Linked DNA regions of Mus musculus: region 2 is linked to region 1. Evidence: chromatin loops called from intact Hi-C (ENCODE). Cell type or tissue: heart. All regions are shown on one strand.

Region 1 (2,500 bases):
CAGAACAACAAAAATTCTCAGGTAAAATGGGGTCATAGATGAAACCATTTTAAGAAGCCTCTCTCTGAGGGATGACTGTAACTCTTGCAGTTCGGTGAGCACCCAGGTTGCAGCCATTGCTGTCAGGCTAGCATATATTCCCTTCTGCAAACTTCCTTCTCATTTCTGACATGATGAGGTCTGCCACGGGGTCCTCGGTTGATACGAGAGTTTGGATCCTCCAGTTACTAGCAAGCCAAAAAACCTAATTTCTATATTTCTGGGGCCAGGTACTTAATCTCATTTTTGATCAGCACAGAGCCAGAGCCCCTGGAAGGACTGAGTGCTCAGGCACATATGCCAGCCCTAGTCCTGGGCCCTGCCCTGCCCTGCCCTCCACCAGACTCCAGCCCTGAAGGACAGACTGAGGGAGGACAGATGCAGCTCTGAGGGAGTTGTCCCCACCCTTACCCCATGAAGCACCATCCAGCCCTGGTAGACAGGTGCACTGTGTGAGTTCTGCAGCAACAGGTCTCACTTTCTGGCTCAGGAAACTGCAGAAAGCACAACTAGAAGTTATATTTCACTTTTTCAATCCCTTGAAAGGTAAATGTGAAATATATAGTCACGTGAGTGACCCTTATTGGAATTAGAATATTAAAATCATTACTATAATTATAAAATCATGGCTGAATGCTTGCCTGTTATGTGTGGTGCCTTGGGTTCTATTCCAAGCATAGGGACAAATGAAAGACAAAAGGAAGGAAAGAAGAAAGAAAGGAAGGAAGGGAGGGAGGGAGGGAGGGAGGGAGGGAGGGAGGGAAAAAGGAAAGGAAAGGAGAAGAGAGGAGAAGGGAGGGGAGAGGGGAAGGGAGGGGAGAGGAGAGGAGGGGAGGGGAGAGGAGAGAAGGATGGTGAGTTAGTAGAACCTACCTGTAAACAGAGAACCTGGGAGGCAAAGATAGAGAAGATCCCCTCAAGTTCTGGGCAGCCTTGGCTACATGTTAGGAATCTGTCTCAAAGGACAAAACCAAAGCAACCAACTAACCAAACAGCAACAAATCCACAGAATTTGAAACAGTTTTTTCTGAACAAAATCCACAGAGGAAGTTCTGCAGGTTGTGGCCACCAGAGAGCAGAGTTCCATGCTAAGTCAAGCCTGTGCTGCCACCTTCTGGTCTTGCTGGACAGTGTGACAGGCAGCCATGACCTGTCTCCACTGTGCTCTTGTCAATGTTCTGGGGACCGTGTCTCTGGATAAACCATGGGACCTCACACAACAGTCTGTCACTCTGTCTCCTTGCACACATTCTTTGTCTCAACAACTGGCAGTCATCCTCTGTGGCACCTGCCTCTTCCATCAGGCCCATCAGAGCTCAGGGTCAGATGTCCCCACTGGCTCCCCTTCTGGGCATGCTCATATCTGCAGGGGCCTACTACCCCATCAGCCTGCTGGCTACTTCTCCCATGCCTGGCCCAGTAAGTCCGCAATCATGTATGTCACTGCTCTACACAAACACTCAACAGTTTCCCATGGTGCCAAAGTCTTTAAAGGCTCTGAAGGCCGAGCTCCACTTTGGACATTCGTCCTCTGAACTTGAACTCTATCTTCTAGGTATCTCCGAGCACATGGGCAGGTTCTTGTCTTCCTCCTCCTGAACTCTCTTCTGCACCCTCACCAACGTCTGTGGCTCCTCTTGCCCACTCACTGTACTTGACTCCTGACCCTCCCGTCTCATCACATCTATAGGCAGTTAACTGTCTCAAGGTGTTCTTCCCTCTATAAGGGCAAGCATGGCAGGTATGACTGACAGGCATGACAGGTATGACAGGAATGACAGGGATCCGTGCGCAATCCCAAGCCTGAAGAGCTACCAGCATGCAGCATGCATTCAGAAACATTTCTGAAATGAGTGGGTAAATTTCCTCCAATGTCTTGTGAGCCTGTGACTATCCAATAAGAAAAAGGATTTTCTCTGGTTCACAGTACGTGATAACTGACCAGTCAGTTACTAGTTATAAACTTGCCTCAACTTATAAGAGAAAAATCATTATTTCATTGAATTGGTTCTATTTACAAGGGTGACCAACATGTGAGATTCTGGCCCAACAACAGAAAAGAGCAATTGAGCAAAAGAGTTGTTGGTCTTTAAGATTCTGTGTTAACACAACTCTCTGCTCACAACTACCCAGAAGGCCAAGACTGTTCCAGGCCAGATCAGGCTGCTATAGGCAGACTGCCCCGGGCTGCAGAAGGCTGCCTCAGGCTGGCTATTCCAACCCACCAGGGGCAGACCTTTCCCTAGCCTCCTGCGGCAGAGCTGGCACAGTAGCATGTAAGGCTTGGTGCTTCCAGAGATAGGGCTAGGGACACCTGAGTGTGCTCCACTGAGTCTGCACAAACTAATCACTCAGCCGCCTTTCCCAGCTAGAGACTCTCTTGAAGCTCCCTTGGTGACTTTGGTACCACTGCGAGAGTGTCATTTCTTAGACACAACAGTTGCTGAGTTGTTTTTGGTGG
Region 2 (2,500 bases), 140 kb after region 1:
GAGGGCCCTGTGTCTGGTTCCCAGGTTGGGGGAGAGCTAGGACTCTTGTCAACCATGAGTTTTATTGCTGGTACCAGAGCCAGTGTGTCACACTGAGGGGTGAGTTTGTGTGTGTGTGTGTGTACAGTGTCACATAGGGACTCAAAGCAGTTCCTCCGGGGTCCTACTCTAAGGGGGAAGATGCTCCCCCTGTAGGTGGGTTTGGAATGCTATGGTGTAGACAGGGGTGCCATGCGGGGTACTTGAGGGCACATGGGAGAGGGACTCAGGTAAAGGAAGGTCAAAGTTGGAAGATTTTAGGAACAAAGGGTTGGGGAGGGACAGGTCACCTGTGGTAACACAGGGACAGCAGGTATGGAACTGTGCAGCCTGAGAATATTGGAGAGAAATACGAGGGGAGCTGGGTCAGGTGGGCAGTAAAGAAATCAGCACCTAGCCCCCAGGGGAGAAGTTCATGGAAAGACAGACTTTACAGGGAAGTAAGAACAGTCAAAGACCTAGACCTAGTCTCCTTCCTAGGATGCCCGTGGCCACACCAGGGGCACATGGACTGGAGTGCTGCCACCTCTGCAGGGCTGACCTTGATGTGGTCTTCGTGCATCGACACTTTTGACTGTTTGGGGCACCATGCCTCAAGTTTCAGAGATCATAGACACACAGGGCCCTATGGGCTGTGCCTAAGGGCTCCAGGGCTCCAGGAGGAGGTGATGACCCAAACCCCAGTGCATTTATTTTGATTGAAGAGGCACAGACTCTGTGCATCTGGGTGCTGGGCGGTAGCATCAGATGCACTGTGGTTGTGACTCTGGAGGCCACTGTCATCAGGCAGGGTCTTCTCCACTGGGCCATCTCTCCAGCTCACCAGGCAGCGTCTTTAGCTCGGGGCTTCATTTTCAGGTCTCAGCTCGAGTGGTTTTTGTTGTTGTTGCTGTTTTGTGAGATAAGGTTTCTCTGTGTAGCCCAGGCTATCCTGGAACTCACTCTGTAGACCAGGTTGGCATCAAACTCTGAGACTCACCTGCCTCTGCCTCCCAAATGCTGGGACTAAAAGCATGCACCATCAGCCAGGCTCAAATGATATTCTGTGGGTTTGTTTCTAACAATCATATCTTCCAGAAGTTGACTGTTTCCTTGGTTTACTGTTCTCGTTTAATGATCAGAATCACAGATGCTTATCTGAAGACTGGGTTATGGAGTATGTAGGAGGCAAACTCACCCAAGTTTGGATTACAATAAGACACGATATGGGTCCAAGAGAAACAGAGGGTGGAGATGGAGATGAGGGAGGGTGAGGATCTGTAGAGAGGTCCCTGGGGAGAGCAAGCTCCAGAAATTCTTTGTTCCTTAGGGCTCCCTGTAAGGCAGGTCAACTCTGCCCCCTTGTGGTGAGAGCCCAACGACAGCTGGGTCACCAGAGTTTATTACTGAGTCATGAAGTCTCCTGAAGAAAAGCTGGCGTGGTGTGGCCCTTGCAGACACTGCAGAGGATTAGGGTGTGGAGAGGCTCTGAGATGAGTGATTCAGCTGAAGGCACGATGCCCAGTTGTGTGCTCTCTCTCCCTCTCCTCCCTCCTCCTCCTCTACCCCTTCCCCCTTTCTCCCTTTCTCTCCCCACAGTCTCACTGGATCATCCTGGCTGGAATAAAACTCCCTATGTAGATCAGAGACACCCCCCTGCCTCTGCCTTCCAAGTGCTGGGATTTAAAGATGTGTACCACCGCCTATAAATGGCAGAGGCAGTGGACCCTGAAGGTCAAGTGATGTGAGGAGTAAAGCCTGGGGCTTTCAGGGGTTGCACTTTTTTTTTTTTTTCTTTTTAGCAGCAGCTGACTTTCCAGCAGTGCTGGGTAAGTCTGTCTCTTATTTACTGTGGCTTCACTCTAATGTGCGGCTTTGCTCTGTGGGCTCCTTTTCTCTGAATTTTGCTGTGCGTGTGAATGCATGGCCACACACAGGTTCCATCATAGACGTGTCCAGTGTCCTTGAGCAAAACATTGCATGGCTATTTCTCAGAACCTAAATGAATGAAACTTTCCCTCCCTGAGTGTGGTGGAGGGAGGTTTAGAAGTCTCTGGAAGCTAAGCAGGAAGCTCAGAAAGTTGTAAGATTCAGGAGGCTCCTCTCCAAAGTTATAGAAGCAGAAAAAAAAATGCTATGGAAAAGACTCTAGCCAGGCATCGGTGGTGCACACTTTTTTTTTTTTTTTTTTTGGACAGGGTTTCTCTGTATAGCCCTGGCTGTCCTGGAACTCACTTTGTAGACCAGCCTGGCCTCGAACTCAGAAATCTGCCTGCCTCTGCCTCCCAAATGCTGGGATTAAAGGCGTGTGCCACCACTGCCAGGCTGTGGTGCACACCTTTAATCCCAGCACTTGGGAGGCAGAAGAAGATGGATCTCTGAATTGAGGTCAGCCTAGTCTATAGAGTGAGTTCCAGGACAGCCAGGGCTATACAGAGAAACTTTCTCGTTAAAAGCTGACATACAGAGAGAGAGAGAGACA

Evidence for each region. A loop is a pair of places that touch in the nucleus more often than their neighbours do. Peaks named below come from ENCODE experiments on the same cell type or tissue, not always from the same donor. Only the 100,000 strongest peaks of a DNase experiment are listed, where the experiment ranks them.
Region 2: a loop joins it to region 1, with 9 times the contacts of the local background. A loop is called at or near these places in 22 of 42 quality-filtered maps.

What each region holds. Positions count from the first base shown.
Region 1 is chr11:120,904,416-120,906,915 of GRCm38, forward strand. The region is part of intron 3 of Ccdc57 (coiled-coil domain containing 57); the gene reads right to left. Among named protein-coding and RNA genes, the nearest start is that of A430102A20Rik, 27 kb to the right of the region's middle. In heart, a CTCF peak has its summit at 1,145 (motif pointing left); a DNase peak (open chromatin) is centred at 1,246; H3K27ac peaks cover 602 bases.
Region 2 is chr11:121,039,983-121,042,482 of GRCm38, forward strand. The region is part of intron 1 of Gm11775 (a long non-coding RNA gene); the gene reads left to right. Among named protein-coding and RNA genes, the nearest start is that of Cd7, 1.8 kb to the left of the region's middle. In heart, a CTCF peak has its summit at 1,385 (motif pointing left); a DNase peak (open chromatin) is centred at 1,459; H3K27me3 peaks cover 310 bases.